2 separate regions of the Mus musculus genome follow, and region 1 is linked to region 2. Evidence: chromatin loops called from intact Hi-C (ENCODE). Cell type or tissue: gastrocnemius. All regions are shown on one strand. Each heading gives the region's core, and the rest is flanking DNA. Links, peaks and the distances in the headings are about the cores only. Region 1 has its middle 160 kb from the start of Mir6344. Region 2 has its middle 470 kb from the start of Nyap2.

Evidence for each region. Peaks named below come from ENCODE experiments on the same cell type or tissue, not always from the same donor. Only the 100,000 strongest peaks of a DNase experiment are listed, where the experiment ranks them.
Region 1: a loop joins it to region 2, with 4 times the contacts of the local background. A loop is called at or near these places in 2 of 42 quality-filtered maps.

The regions. Positions count from the first base shown.
Region 1 is chr1:81,968,478-81,976,822 of GRCm38, reverse strand. No RefSeq gene overlaps it. Among named protein-coding and RNA genes, the nearest start is that of Mir6344, 160 kb to the left of the region's middle. In gastrocnemius, for the core only: no CTCF peak of the experiment used is centred there; no DNase peak of the experiment used is centred there; H3K4me3 peaks cover 199 bases; H3K27ac peaks cover 2,875 bases.
Region 2 is chr1:81,543,135-81,551,479 of GRCm38, reverse strand. No RefSeq gene overlaps it. Among named protein-coding and RNA genes, the nearest start is that of Nyap2, 470 kb to the right of the region's middle. In gastrocnemius, for the core only: no CTCF peak of the experiment used is centred there; no DNase peak of the experiment used is centred there; H3K27ac peaks cover 4,047 bases.

The DNA.
Region 1 (8,345 bases), core at 122-8,121, 430 kb before region 2:
ACTGAAGTCACTACTAATACTATATTCTCATTGCAGGCATCATAGAGGAACTTACTTACTTTTCCCCTTCATTTACTCTGTTCCCACATTTTTATCTATAGAAATAAGATTTTTAAATAGAGGAAGTTATTTAAGAAGGCATGATATAGCTTCCTTTTTTTTTTTAAAGCCTAGTCTTAGTATATCTGTAAAATAGAGTGAATATTTAAATGCTATGTTTGGAAATATTTTGACTTTTTATTTAAATAATGGATAATGTTATGGTCAGAGATGATAACATTTTTATTGACTACAGAGATAACAGCTATGTTTATTTCTGAGCTCTATGTATATCTACAAAAATTGGCATGTAGTAGAGAAAGAAGAAAGAAGGAAGTATGGACTTCTGAGGAGTATTTACGCCTAATTTGATGCCATTTTGTACTCTGAACTTTTTATCACTTCTTTATTTTACAGTATTTAAACCAATATTTCTCCCTTTCTCTTGGAATACTCATGTAAGAATAAATTCATTTGTGAACACTCGGTTGGTTCTAAGAAGCATGTGGAGGGTCTGCTTTCCTGGACAGAAGGAACTATTTTTTTTACCTTCTGGAATGCACAGTTGATGCCTGTCTTCAGGTAAGGCTTGTGGTTGATGTTCTGAGAGGCATATGAACCTGGGCATGCCTTTTCAATCACTAAACTGAAGATCTACTAAGATTCTTTCTATTCAGGCCATCTCTTTGTGGTTTCAAAATGGCTATCCCAACTCTACACTTTAAATTCCAAGTCTGAATAAACAAATAGCAATCTTTTCCCTAGAATTTCAACCAGTCACCATCTGTATTTCAGTTTGTGTTTGACCAACCTATGACTGATTCTATGAACTTCTCACTATTCCTGGGTTCATGGTTAGCTTTTCTTTTTTCCATCCTGGAGAGGAAGTAGCATTCTCTGGATGCATTTTGTTTAGCAGTTAAGTGGAAGGTAAACCCACATATAAAATTTTATTGTTAATATTGGAAAGGAGGGCATATATGCCAGTCTTGAAAGTAAACAGACACAAAAATGTCCACAACGAAAGGTATACCTTGGTTTTCCTGCCATGGATGATTTAGGTTATAGTAGAAGTGATTATATAAAAGATATAAGTGTGGGTACCAGGTACAGGCACCCAGATCTTTGTAATGCATGTGTCACATATTCCTAGAATCTAAAATCTGTGTAAGCAAAGAATACTACTCTATAGAATAGTATATGTGGGCAGGCTACTGTCTCAATTCAGAATCTGCCTCACATAAAATACTGCATGGGTACCAGCTTCCAGATGCTCACTCTAAACTGGTGTTATATCTATTAGCCTAGTGCAGATTTTATACATTCTTTCTGAGGGATATGCTCTTGAAATTTTATTTATAACCATGGAATTAATACACAAACCAGTTTAACATCAACTAGAGCTTCAGCAGAGTTATTTCGTTTAACATGAAGGCCCTTTCTGGGGTTGGTAATAAATCGTCTCCCTAATATGTTCAGAGCTTAAGGGTAAAGCTATCTCTCATGGAAAGAAAGATCTCAGTAAAATGAGTCCCACTTTAGAGGGCTGCAGTAAATTTAGTTCTAGGGCTTTCCCTCTGCCTTGAAATCTTCCCTGGAAGATTATCTGAATAATATTGTAATCTGTAGTATCTCTACTGAACACACACACACACACACACACACACAGAGAGAGAGAGAGAGAGAGAGAGAGACAGAGAGAGAGAGACAGAGACAGAGACAGAGACAGAGACAGAGACAGACAGAGACAGAGAGAGACAGACAGAGACAGACAGAGACAGAGAGAGACAGAGAGAGACAGAGACAAAGAGACAGGCAGATACTACTATTGCAATTTTATTTCTTTGTACTTACTAATTAGGTTTATAAAGAAATATTTAGGGGCAGAACCCTGCCCCCTCCCGCCCTCCCCAGATTCTGATGTGAGGGCAAATTACCTGGGAGTTTTGTTAAATATAGATAATGCTTACATCCATGATTCTGCATTCTCACAAGCCAAGCAAACCAGCAAGCAGAAGATAAACTGCGGGCAGTGAAGAAGCTACCGTTGCTCAGACCACACTTTGACTAACAAATCTCTACTTGTGTTGGCAGATACAGCAACACGAGCATATTCCTATTATATTTGAAAAAATGTCGGGATTTCAGGCTCATTAATGCTTTGCACACTCTTAGTACCTACTCGTCAGTAGTGAATCAGCACAGCAGGCAGCACAGCGATTGTACGGCCTGAAGTGTTTACTTTCATACTCCTAGAAGCAGCTACTGGTCAACTCAACCCGAATACAGAAAGTTTAACTCTATTGAATACATTGCCACAGATAATTCTTCTAGAAATGTCTAGAACTTGCCAGAGGAATGATTTGTGTGCTAGAAGGTACATAGTCACTGACTAGGCAATGATCTAGTCTAAGCTGCATGACGTTCCTCTTGAGTCCATTTTCATACCTTCTTGTCTGCTGCTCCAATGCAGCTCAAGGCTCATACAGTGTAGTTCTTCATTTTAGATGCTGGCTGAGTTCTCATTTTGGTCCTCTTGAAAATGATCTCAATGAAAACATTTGTGTTCTACCAATTATTTCCTTTTTGATCTATAATTCTTATGGAACAACCATAGGCATTATAACGTTGGTAAATTATCCCCAAATCAATAAAGCTGTTAGTAACCAAATGAAAATAGTAACAGGAAATACAAACTTAGCAACCAAACAGCCAAACATATTTCTATAAAACATTCTACATATTTGGCTGTGTACCTGTCCTGGTGACATGTTAATCTATCCACAATTAGCTCTTATTTTATAGGAGCCTATTATTAATTTCAATGCCTTGGATGGTAAGACAAATGTTCCAAGTGATACTTCACTGCTTCCAAATTAGCTTTGGAGTCTTTTTGCAGGGTGTAAATGTCACTATATTACGCACAGCACTTGAGACTGCTTCCTGAGCATAGAAGGGGTTGTGTAATTCAGCCATCTTATCCTCTGGATGCTCTTCCTTATGAACAAGACCTGCATGGTGATAAGTACATGGCACACTTCTCAGTGCTCCTTCGTGACCAAGACACAGTTTGGACTTGGGCGCCACATAGTCTCCAGTGCCACCTGCCCAGCGTCACATGAGTCTTCAGTATTTCTGTCTCCTGAGAGTTGGCATGACAAGTATACATTTGGCCTTAGCATGTGGCTATGTGAGATCATTGGCTTGGATGAGGACATGGGGTGAATTCTCTCAGGTTTCCCCAAGGAAAGGTGAAGTGAAGATTGACTGCAGGGTAAGGTTAATAGCCTTAGCAAGATTCTGCCTCACACTGTGTCAGAGCACAGAGAAACCACTCAAGCATTAACCAGGGATTTAATTCTGTTGACAGATAGCCCAGCTATGCACTGAATAATCTCAGGGGTGAGCCTCAGCTATCTAAGGGAGCTCAATAAATAGTACCCCTCCTTTCTCATATTAGAACTGAAAGTGGAGGGGAACTTGGAGTAATTTGCTGGGGACTGTATCGGTTACTCTTCTCATTACTGTGACAAATATCTGAGGGAAACAACTTTATGAACTTATTTTGGTTCAACAGTTTTGAAGAGTCACAGTCCAATATGGCTGGGCTGATGAAGCAGGCCTACTAATGGTAGCAGGAGTGTTTGATGAACTCCTATTCACATTACCAGGACAGGATGCAGTGTGTGTGTGTGTGTGTGTGTGTGTGTGTGTGTGTGTTTGTGTGTCTAGGGGTTATACCTCCAAACACCCATCCTAAACAACTGGTTAACCTTTATCCAGCTAGTGCCTACTTCCTAAAGGTATCACAGCTTCAAATGTGAGTGTCACAAGCTGCAGACAGAGCATTGAGAAAAAAAATGAATTCATGGAGAATAGTCTAGATTCATACCATGGCAATGTGGAAAGGCAGCTTTTGACATGGCTCTCGGTGATATGAACCCCCTGGTGGTCCCTGTGTAATCCCCTCCCCAGAGTGTGGGAAAGACTTTATAATTCGCTTCTAACTAATAGATCGTGACAGCTGTGCTGGGATATCATTTCTGTGATTATGTCACACGAGACTGTAGCTTCCAATTTGCCAACAAACTCTCCACTTACTCTCTCTTTCTGATGAATTTGAAGGAGCTGGGGTGCAGAGACATTTGAGAGGCAAGAAATTGAAGGCAGCTCCTGTCAACAATACGGTGAGAGAACTGTAGCCCTCTATTCCCCAAGAAAGGGACTCAATAATCATAGGACATTAGAGATAGGTTTTTCTGTAGTTGAACCACTAGAGGAAAAGTTTTCCCAGGCTCACAGCTTCATGGAAGCCTTACAAAAAAACCTTGGCGTAGGGAAAGAGCTAAGCCACACAGAGTCCTCATTAACAAAAACTGTGAGATGATGCTGAATGTGTGTTTTAAGTTGTTAAGACAAGCTAGCAGTGGGTCTTTGTTTCTAAGCAATGGATGGGGAATATAAGTGGGTTTTGGAAATGGGTTGACTTATTGGTAGGTTCTGACATAGGCTACCTGCTCAGTCTCTAATGGTGCTGATCAATGGTATTCTTATTAATTAGGTGGCTGTCTCTGTGTGCTAGTTGGCTTTTTGTCAACTTTATGCAAGCTAGGGTCATTGGGAAAAAGGAACCAGAGTTGAGAAGATGCCTCCATTGGACTGGCCTGTAGGAAGCCAAAAACAATCTTGTGGCTAATTTTGTTTGTTAGATGAATGAGGTAGAGGGCCCAGCCCACTGTGGGCAGTGCCTTCTCTGGGAAGGAGACACTGGATCACATAAGAATTCAGGCTCAATGAGCCATGGAGAACAACCCAATATAATAGTTGTCCTCTGTTTTCTCTGCTTCATTTTCTCCACTTAGTTCCTGCCTTGACTTCTTTTCAGCATAAATTATAAACTGTTGACTAATAAACCATTTCCTTCCAAAGTTGATTTACCCATGGTGTTTTATCACATCAATAGGAAGATCTAGAACACTGGTAAAACCTGCCCCCACCCCCACCCCATGGGAACAGGAAAAAGAATGTTGTCAGTGAATCATTTTCTATGTTACTGGTGGAAGAAGGAAGGCTGCTAATCCAGTTTGGTCCTCTTACTGAAGTAACCAGATGCTGTGATGTCCAACCAGGTCCATTGGAAAAACAGACTAGAGAGAAGGCAGAACCTTTCTTTTAACTAGTCTTTCCAAATATGTAAATGAAAATGGGTTAGGTGTCATTGAGTTTCCTGGTTTCCCAGAGACCCAGGAAGCAACTCCATGGAGAGGAAGAGTATGGCAGAGGGGAAGGGGATGGGAGATGGGGAAAAGAATTCTGGGAGACAGAATGGGAGGACAGGGGTCAACATTTGGGATGTAAATAAATAAAATAATTAATTAATAAAAATAAAGGATGTCCTTGTGATTTATAAAATATGTTTAGGGAAAACAAACAAACAAATAAACAAACAAAACTCTTCTCATACTAACCAGACTAACTAAAAAAAAAAAAAAAAAAAATCAAGGTTCCTGTATTGATTTGAAACATGCTCACTTTTATGGTCTGCATTCCATGCAAGAATTAGCAACACAAATAACTATTGAGATTATCACCTTTTTCAAGGCACAGCCTAGGTGCCAGGCCATAATTGATAGCAAATGACCAGAACTCTATATGCTGAGTTTGCTTTCTCCACAGACCAATTTCTATAAGATTAAGAGGCAAAATATTTATCAGGGAAGGTTACTGAGATGAACCTGTGGAAGGGATGGTGACGCTTCAGATGAGGCAGAGGGAAGAATAGAGCTGTGAGCCAGTCCTGTTGAAAACCTCAGCTGGGAACACAAGACATGTGTAGGGGTGGCAGTGGCTTGAGTTGACATCCTTGGCTAATGGATTGTTTTCTTATAACACTGGTTTTTAGCAGGCAGAGATTTGGATAAAGGTGAAATACCACCAGTATTTCTATTACCTTGAGTAGTAAGTCCTTTGACAGGGCAGGTTAGAAAATAGAACCTGTTCTTGGGTGGAAGATGTCTCTAGGAAGAAAGGTATTTCCAAAACTCCATCCCTCCCTGATCTTCACTTGATCTTAGCCAAAAGGCCGAGAAGTGATTCCCTCCCTGATCTTACCCCCCCACACACCTTTTTTTTTTTTTCCTCAAAGTAGAGAATATGATGCTAGAAGCTGGGCTAGATTATTTCCTCTGCCAGTTCACACCAGCCTCACAGGCACTTCAGCATCTGGCAGCTGCCGAAGTAGGAACCAATCTTCCTGAAATGTCTCCCTGCAGAAAGTGTTCTTAGGTGCTGAAGACGGGGAGGAGGGACTGCTTGGCTGTGGAACTGGAAGCTTGTCTGGACGGTTAGTAAAGGAAGCATCCAGTGATTGTAAGGTGCTTATGTTTCTATTGTTTATTGTTGCTGTTGTTTGTCTGTTTTGTTTTATTTTACTAAAGATACTGTTTGGAAGATTCCTCTCTTTGACACCCATGGGACAGTTCATTGTTTTAATTTATCAATAGGTAGTTGTATAGATGGCAGGTTGAAGAAGAACCAATGTCTGATCTCTCTTAAGGCCATCACTCCAGTGATAGAAGCATTCCTGACACTGCTTGAATGACCAAGAATCAGAGACCAGATAGACCAGGGACATACAGTATAAAACTAAATGCCACTAGTCTAATAGTCTAAAAAAAAGTAGTGATAAAATGTCTCTGAATGGTACTCTTCTATACTCATACATTAGTTCCTTATTCAGCCATCATTAGAGAAGTTTCACTCTGCAGCAGACCCGTAGCCAGAAATTATACACACACAGAGAGATAGAAAGACAAGGAGACAGATAGAGAGGCAGAGAAAGAAGAGACAGAGAGACAGAGACAGATAGCGTGGAACAACAGCTCTGAATGGGATGTCTTTATCAAATCCTTTTCCTCAAAGCTCAAGGAATCCTGTGGAAGAGGAGGCAGAAAGAGTTTAAGAGCCAGAGAGAATGGAGGATACCAGGAGAATATGGGCCTCTAGACAACTGAACAAAGCTCATAGAGACTACCACGGCATGCATTGACCTCCACCAGGTCCTCTGCATATATATATTATAGCTTTCAGTTTAGTATTTTTTATGGGACATTGGTTTAGAATTTGTGTGTGTGTGTGTGTGTGTGTGTGTGTGTGTGTGTGTGTGTGTGTGAATGAATGGGTCTCTGATTCGTGTGCCTTCTTATAGGACTTTTTGCCTTCTGTTAGTTTGTCTTGTCTAACTTCAATGTGATGATTTCTGTTGTATGTGATTATATTTTGTTGTGTTTTGTTGTTTTCTCTTAGAAGCCTATTCTTTTCTAATGAGAGACAGAAAGGAAAAGGAGTTATGGAGATCTTGGGAGGAGTAGAAGGAAACTATAATCAGGATATATTGTATGAGCAAAGAATCTATTTTCAATTAAAAGGAAAATAAAAATTAAAATTAAAAAACATTATAGGTTGAAAGAAATTGAATCACATCATTTTATTCCTTCTTGTACTCCATCCAATTCTTCCCATGCTCCCTTCAAATTCATGGCCTTGATTTATTTAATTATTATTGTTATATATTTAAGTGTATATAAATATAGCCTAAAATCAAAAGTTGAGGAAGAAAAAGAATGAGGAGGAGGAGGAGGAGGAAGGGGGAAGGGGGAAGGGGGGAAAGGAAGGGAAGGGAAGGGAAGGGAGGGGAGGGGAGGAAGGAAGGAAGGAAGGAAGGAAGGAAGGAAGGAAGGAAGGAAGGAAAGGAAAGGAAGAAAGGAAGAAAGGAAGAAAGGAAGAAAGGAAGAAAGGAAGAAAGGAAGAAAGGAAGAAAGAAAGAAAGGAAGAAGAAAGGAAGAAAGAAAGAAAGAAAGAAAGAAAGAAAGAAAGAAAGAAAGAAAGAAAGAGGAGAAGAAAGAAACTAGACACACAGAAGTTAAGACCTAGAAACTATGGATGACAGAGATAAAATTAAGTTCAAAGACATTTTACATTGCCAATAATTTTTTGTGTAGAAATAAAATTTTCATTCACTTTTTGCTAAGTTTTCAGGCCCTGATTAAACATCGGACCAAATGTATCATGTTTTCTTCAGTCTGCAAATATGCCAATAAACTTTGGAGATGGGTGGAAATTGGACTGTTAGCCTGGGTTTCTCTTTCACAGCAACTGTCCCTCTAGTAATAAGCTTGATTTCAATAATAACTGTATGATATCACATCCCTTTCTTGATTTCTAGTATCATATTTTATTTCAAAAACACTCTGTCATTAGCCAGCAGCTTTTTCATGTAACGTCCCATTTAAGCTTTCAATAATGCA
Region 2 (8,345 bases), core at 140-8,139:
AAACGCCCTATCAAAATATCTCAAATGTTTAAATTATGTTTCAACACGTTGTCAGAATTTGCAAATACGAAACAATATTATATTAAATTTTCATCTGGTTAAACCATTTTTGTTATTTTGTGCTTCATTTTCTGTGTCCTGTCATATAATTTTTCATTTATATTTCTATAAGTACATATCCATTGTATTAAAAAATGTCAAATTATATCTCTGTAAACACTGCTCCTGGGAGTGGACCATATATTCCCACAGTAGTTATTGATTGTCAGGTGTGTAGTACCTGTAGACAGTAATTAAAGAAAAATAGAGGATGTTTACATTATGTAACAGGCCACACCATTTTCTAAGTCATGTGAATGCCATATGGTGATGTTAAGCCTCCAGTGCTTGTCCAGGGTGGACAGAAATCCCTACCTGTAGGTTTCCTCTGGGTCTGAATCTCTTGTCTGATTCTTTAACCTCATCCTCTCTTTGGTCTAATCCACTCTTACTAAATTTCCCTTTCCTTTTGATTAAGCACACAAGAGAAAAAACTCACTATTTAATAAACCTTAGACAGTTTTCTGTATGTCTGGCTGATTACCAGTATAGGCAATGTCACCTAAAACACTTCATCTGAAAGCCATTTCCTAGCAACTTACCGAAAAGACTTCTTCTCACTCATTGCCTATGGCTCTGGTTAGTTCTTCAAGAGGGAATAGTCTCATCCTCCTGTTGACAATGAGGCCATGACTTTACCGTATGCTTCTGTATGAAGTCCAGGTTGATTTTGAGACATATCAGAAACTTAACATGTTCAATGAATGAATAACCATGTTGCTGATTAGAACATAGACAATTCTGAACTCATTCGAAATAAGTTCTCATGATTCTTTGTGAAGTTCAATAAATACTAACCTTCAACATATTTCTATTGCTCTATGTACTTCATACCCACAATTCTATAATAGAAGTAGTTATTATATTGTATCTTGTTTCTAAGAAGTGGTATGAGGATTAAGTAGTGGATGGAGAAGTCTTTAAATTGTATATACAATTACTCACATTGTAACTTCCATATATATGGCCATAGGCTTTATAACGATGCTGCTACTATACTTAAAATTGCTTCTCTCTCTCCTTCTCCTTCTCCCGCCTCTCTGCTGTCTCTGTCTCATCATTCCCTATAGCTTTTCTAAATAAGTTATTGAAGGCAAGGTGACTAAGATGCCATGTTATGCCTCACACATCCACACATACATTTGGTAAGATTAGCAATTTCTGATCTATGTCTCTGAATACTGTTTTGGGACACTATATAACCCTTTCTGGTGAAAGAACATGTCATTTACATTTTAAACACAGACGCAACGTAACCAGTGAAATTATTACATCAACATTATTGCTATCGTGATTGAAAACTTATTCTCATGTGAGTCAAAGTATCTCACTAGTAGTGTTTAAGCCACCAATTTTCTGCCACTGGGCATGACCTTCTACATTGGATGTGAGCCTTTGCTTGTGTCAGACTCTGGTGACAGAATGTGGCCTGGATATTGCTCTTGTTGCCTCATGCGGAATGTGAGACAAGATAATTTAAGGGCTGCACCTGCTATGGAATCTTTAGTCACCACCAACTGCTAATTTGGTCTCAGGTTCACAGCTGCACGTCTATTTGTGAATATGTAAATACTAAAATTTAATGGGCAAAGGACAAAACTTACGTAAACCAGACCACACATGACTTTCTATTGCGTATTAGTATCCAAAATTCTAGAATAAGTGGCTAAGGCCTGACTGTTCAGTTCTGAGGTTCTCTGGATCTGTTGAAATGTGGATAAACATGTTGGCTACAGAATAAATGCTGAATTGATGACAGATATATTATATAGGTTCTCAACTATAATTACTCATTAAGTACATGGATCAATGAAAAAAGTAGTCAGACTACTATCTATTTGACATTTTTCAAATTGACAAACTTCAAATAAGATAAATAAAAGTTTTCACGATTGTATTTTTTAAAAATTCAATATTTATCAAGTACAGTTTGCAGTGCACTCAATACTTATTATAAAACAGCAACAATATCATCAACAATAACAACATCAAAAAACAACCTAGAAGCTTTCTGAACAGTAGCAATTTTAGGTACTAGAAATAAATACCAAGTAAAATAAAACAAACAAGCAAAGAAACAAAACAAAACAAAAAAACAAACAGCAAATCAGGTTTACTGGTTCTGTCATTAGCGAATCACCTTGCATGCTTTGTCTGACCAGCACTGTAACAGTATTGTGATACACACAGCTTGGGGTCACAAGTCTGCATTGGACCCAAGACTATTTCTTAGTTCATTCTTAACAGCGATTTATTATGTAAGGACAATAGGCCAGGCACTGTCCTGGGTGCTGAAATGTGGCATTAAGCAAATCAGTTCTTGTCCTGAAACCCACAGGTAAAGAAAGAAAAGGAAGAAACACAGCATGACAGGTTGCTGAGTATTGATAAGTACCATAAAACATTAGAGTGGCTAATTAATAGAGAGCACCTATTCCTTGGCTTCTTTTGCATAGAATTATTGCTATCATCCTCCCCGAAAGGACATTGTTTTATCAAAACCCTTAAATATGTGGGAGAGTGATCATGCAGTTCTAGGAATGATAGTATGACGGAGCAGACAATGTTGAATATAAAGGAGCAGAGAGGGCAAAGTAGACTCAGAAAGTATCAGTTCAGAGGTGGGTGGGGATGAGATTTTATGATATCAGGTATGCTCTATAAGATGCCTAGTGCAATGGATGAAGTGGTTCCCAAATAAGCAACAAAACTCTTAAAGAGGAGGGGTATATGACAGACACAAAACTGTAGCCATTATTCCAGTGATAGTTATGAGTTTGTTCTAATCACACAGGAGGAGATCAAATATGGCAGTTGTAGTCTAATGCTACCTCACATCCTTAGTTGTCAATTAATATGAAAAGATTCTTTCATCTTTGAATCATTTTGGAAGCGTCTAAGCACACTTGTACGAATATAAATACAATTTTTTGTCTCAAAATGTTTTTGTAAGAATAATTTTCTGTCTTCCTTCTCTGAATATCTTCATATAATTTTAGAAGTTTCAGCCAGGGCACTGTGCTGTAGGCTTCAGTATTTTGTACCTCTTCCACTACTGAAACATATAGAATATTATAGTTTGTAAGACCAAAATATGCATGAACCAAAGGAAGGTGGTGTTCATCTTCAAATGCCTGTTGGAAGTGACTAAACTCACTTTTGAAATTTAACTTTATAGATTATTTCCAAAGTCTAGTCCATGTATCAAGAGAGTAGATAATTACACCAAAACAGGCACAGGCCTGTGGAATTAAATGAAAGAGAACACAAGGAACAAGGAACCAAGTATGATTTGATTCCACAAACTTAGAAAAAGCCTGCCTTCTGCTTGAGGCAGCCCTTTGGCTTTTTTCCCTTATGGTTCATCTTATCTACGTTTGGGTTTCTCAGCTTCAATTGTAAAAGTTGTAATACAGAGCATCAGAAGATGCATGGAAGGATTAATGGGAGGTAGTTTCCAAAGCTTGAGGGGAACGCATCACTTGTTAATGAGAAATAGCCTCTGAGAAAGGATAGCATTAGAAGGAGAAATATAGAGAAAGCAGGGAATGAAAATAGAGAACAGAAGCTATTCTGATAGGGTCATGCTTACAACTGTGTTTAGCTGGGGACATTAACAAAACCAATCTCTTTTCTCTAATTCTCATCCAGGGTTAACTTTGCTTTTTTTCTATGTCAGTATTTAAAAATGTGTAGTTTCAGTTGGAGATACAGCCCAGAGATAGACTGTGTGTGCAGGAAGCCCTGGGTTCGATCTTTGGCATTAAAATAAATGACCAAATACAAAGAGAAACACAAAAGAAACTAATAAAACGATACAACAGATCAATGTTTTCTGGAACAAGTTTCTGCTTCACTTCAAATCTGGTCTTATATTCTGAGTATTACATGGGAACATCTAGAGGGCACCATGAAGAGAGCCATGGTTACCCCACACAGTATGTATTATTCAATGCAGGCTTTTAGAGCATAATTTAATTGACTTTAATTTTTTTTCAATTTATGATTGAAACTACTAAGAGTATTTTAATTTGTCTTCACATGAAAATTACTTCTTAAAATTTTAACTGTATGCTTAACCATAGTTGGATTATTTGTTCGTTTAAAATTAATTTTCTAATTGCTTTTAATCATACTAAACTTAATTTTAAAACTACTAAGTAGCATACAGGTAAAGAGCACATAATTGCAGGTATTAAACTGCCTTCACATATTGCAATGATTTATAGCAGACACATGTGTCATTTATTCATGAGGGAAATTAGACTATAAATTCTGTGCATTTGGTGTTTGTGCTTGTATCTCAGTTGACCACACAAAAAGCTACAGCAGGTTGTGAAATTTCTTACTGGCTGGCAGAGCAAAATTTAGTATTTGCCTTTGAACTCATGGAGACTAAGATCTAGACGTAGAATAATTGCCAAAGTCTAACCCATTCTAGTGGCAGTATTGTGTGATGATATTTCCATTCCTGAGTCTCAGTTCAGTTGCCCCTTTCTCAGCCACCCCTAGGCAAAAAAAGCAACTAAGTATATAGCTGCTGTAACATTAAAGCCTTATTTCAATTATGATTAAAATATATTCTGACCTCATTTAATCATCATTGTGGATTTTATACTATACATTCAGATATTTTTTAAAAATTACATTTATTTATTTAAACTATGTGTTTGTGTGTGTGTGTGAGAGAGAGAGAGAGAGGAGAGAGAGAGGAGAGAGAGAGAGAGAGAGAGGGAGAGAGAGAGAGAGAGAGAGAGAGGATAGCTTAGCTGTTTGGAATTGATTCTCTTTTTCTATCATGAAGCATTGGTGAATTGAACTCAGTTCATCAAGTTGGGTGGCAGGTGCTTTTATGTACTAGGCCATTTCCCGGTCCTTGCAATGAGATATTTCTAGATCCTAATTTAATAGACTGTCCATTAAATAAAACCAGAAGTAAGGGCTTAATGACCCCTTCAAATTCCAATTAGCAACTTTTGAATGACTTCAGTGTCAAAGGATGAACTGATTAAAGTTCTATAAGAAATCCTAGTGATTGTCATTTAACAGTTCCCAAACTTTTTCGGTATCCTCTGAACTTCTTCATTAGTCCTCTCACTTTATTGTGCTATGTTCATCTTGCTCCTCCCCCAACTAGAGCTTTAGGTGGCCTGAAAAAGATGTGCCTCCACAGCCCTTTCTAAGGGTTTGGATTTCCTCCGGTGACTTTTGCTCTAAATAAACTATTCTCATACCCAGGTAGATGAATGGCCCTACTTCATAAAGTAAGTGTTAGAATGTTTGGTTTCAGTGCCTGCCTTCTTCATGACTATCACCTTGGGAAATGTAGAAGGCTCCATAAGCTTTGGTGACCAGGGTTGTTTTTCTTAACACAGAGTTAGAATGTTGTAAACATGAAACTTAATGCAATAGTGGAGCAGGGAGGGGAAGCAAGTGATTGTGGAGCTTTCTCACAGGTCTGGACTACCACATCACCATACAAAGGATGCGCACATAGGCAGAACCAGGATTTTTAAAAGTACCAAGAAACTAAGTATATGCATAAATTAAAAATCTGTCGTCAACCAGAGCCTGCAAAGCAAGAAGCCCCGCATCAAAGTCCTCCCTGATTGGGTTGACAAATTTAAAGTCTGCCTCAGTATTAAATAACCTTCTCTGCTTAGGACCAGATCCAACCAAAGGGTGAACTTCATGTCTGACATTTAGTAAACCTTGCTTGGTGTGATTTATTCTTCTTCAGTTAGAGACTGAGTACAGATAGACTCCAAGGAGAACATTGTTCTTTCTGTTGTTCCAGACAGTGCTCTTTCTTAGCAAAACAGAGCCCAAGAAATGCCTAGCTTGTTCTCTTAGGAATTAGATTCTGTTTCCCCAAATACTATGGTTTGGAGAACAAAGCTCATTAATATTAAAATTACCACTCAAAGCCCCTCCGTTTACATGAAAACAGTGGCTGAGCTCCTTGATGGGCCTTCTCAAACATTGATGGGCCATTTCCAGATTATTCTTACACACCATTAAAACAAACAAGCATTGATCCAGTAGCTTAAAAATAAACTCATTATCTCATGTTTTTGAAAGTTAAGAATTTGACATGGTCTCTCTCAGGGACAAAGTCCTTGTGTCAGCAGGGCTGCATTCCTTTGCAGAGCCCCAGAGCGAATCCATTTCTACCTCTTAAAGGGCATCGACATTCCTTGGCTCCTAGCTTTTGCGATCCATCTCCACAGACATCAATGTCAAATTGAACCACTTCACATCATATCACTGTTACACTGACTGTCCTATGCCCTCTTTAGTGTGTAATGAAATATACCCACAGGTTCAGCTTAAGCATAAGTTGTAGGCACTGCATCTTTATTCTTCTTCTTCTCCTCCTCCTCCTCCTTCCTCTTCCTCTTCTTCTTCTTCTCCTTCGGAAGTGGGGTATTCTGCTAACAGCTGAGTGAGAGAATGTTTGCTCTTATTCTGTCCTCACAGAAACAGAGACAAATATACACATGTAGCAATGCAATTGCAACAGTAAATTTAAGACAAAAAAAGTTAAAAAAAATTACTCCCTAGAATTCTAGTCCATTTCAAAATATCCATGTTTCAACTTAATAGGAGATGCTGAGGGAACACAGTGAGTATGCCCACATGAGTTGATATGAGCTTCTGCATATATTGCCACCTCATACCTTCCACTGGACTGATGTTACAAGATATGAAGAAAACCAATCAATCTCATAACACAGTAGTGTCAAGCGACAAGCACATTTGCTACTCAACATTCCTATCTCTCCTGACCTCTCTCCGTAGTCATTCTGGAGCTCTTACAAGTAGAAGGACTCCTAAATGAAGAAAAATCTCTTTAAAAAAAAAACAAACAGATCTTTCAAAATGCTTTATTCTTAGGAAAGGTCATTTCAATTTTCAAAACTTGTTATTTTTAGATGAATATTTAAATGAATATAATGTTGACATAAAGACACAGATTGTATTAAAATCCCCCCAAGGACTTCTGTCAAAGAGTGAGTTTAGTCTCTCTTTGCCATTTCCTGCGCCTCCCCCTGAAATAAGATGTTCAAACTTTATCTCCTTAGTTTCTATTCACATTTCCCACTTAACTGTAATGTTCTGTATATTAGAGCTACTGGTTACTATAGAATACAGACGCAGCAGAAGGTAAGCCTCAAACACCATATATAGCCATATACGGTTAGAAGATTGTTGCCAACACATCTGAAGTACTAATTCTTGCACATTGTGTTCATATTCCTGACTTCATAAGGATTAAAATTTCTATCTTTGAACCAATTTTAGCTCCATGGTTCCCTTTTTGACTATTTAGTTTTTGCCTCTGCTTCTAATAAGATTTTATTTAAGAAAAATGAATGTATGCTTATATAAAAGCCTAGATACTTTTGTGATAGACTTTACTTGGAAATATCATAAATACCACATTTATTAACTCAGTCTTAGCTGCAAAGAGGTATCAGGTAGTAATGAAACACGTCTCAGTGGGTTAAAAATCACACGGAGACTTATTTCTTAGTCATGGAAAGGCCTGTGTGGATCCAAGCAACTTCTAAGATTGTCCTCTATGTAATGACATGGTAATTCATGATCCTTCCAACCATAGCTTTGCCTCTGGCATGTTTTCCTCTCCTGGTTACCATTAGACAGGGTATAGAGCTGAGAGCTTTGTGTGTGTGTGTGTGTGGGGGGGCATCTTTTACTCTCATTTAAATACTTGAGTTTCTAAGTCATGTTTCTCTCTCTCTTCTCTTTTCCTCTCTCTCTCTCTCTCTCTCTCTCTCTCTCTCTCTCTCTCTCTCTCTCTCTCTGGTCTTTAACCTATCCACTGCTTAGCAATACCCAGTACAAGACTGAGAGAACCAAATTCTCCTGGGACTCTGAGAAGGGGAAATGAATGTTTATGTGTGAGCACTATTCAACTTTACCACACCCATTAGAGCGTAAACACAACTAATTTATATAAGTGTCAGCAGTTTCTATAATTTTTATCTTTTTCCACATACAATAAAGATTGCTGTGTTGACATTAGTTTTTAAGTGAATCAATTGCTTCTCTTTTTCTTTTAAAAGTTATAAATCCTTCTTATCTACTTTGTTGAAGAGTATATCAATGTAATTTATAGCCAATAATACTTTTGATTTAGTGAATTGACTATTCAATTCCTATTTAATTTGTGGAAACCACTGTCATTTAAATAACTGACACACATCTATATGCAAATTGAG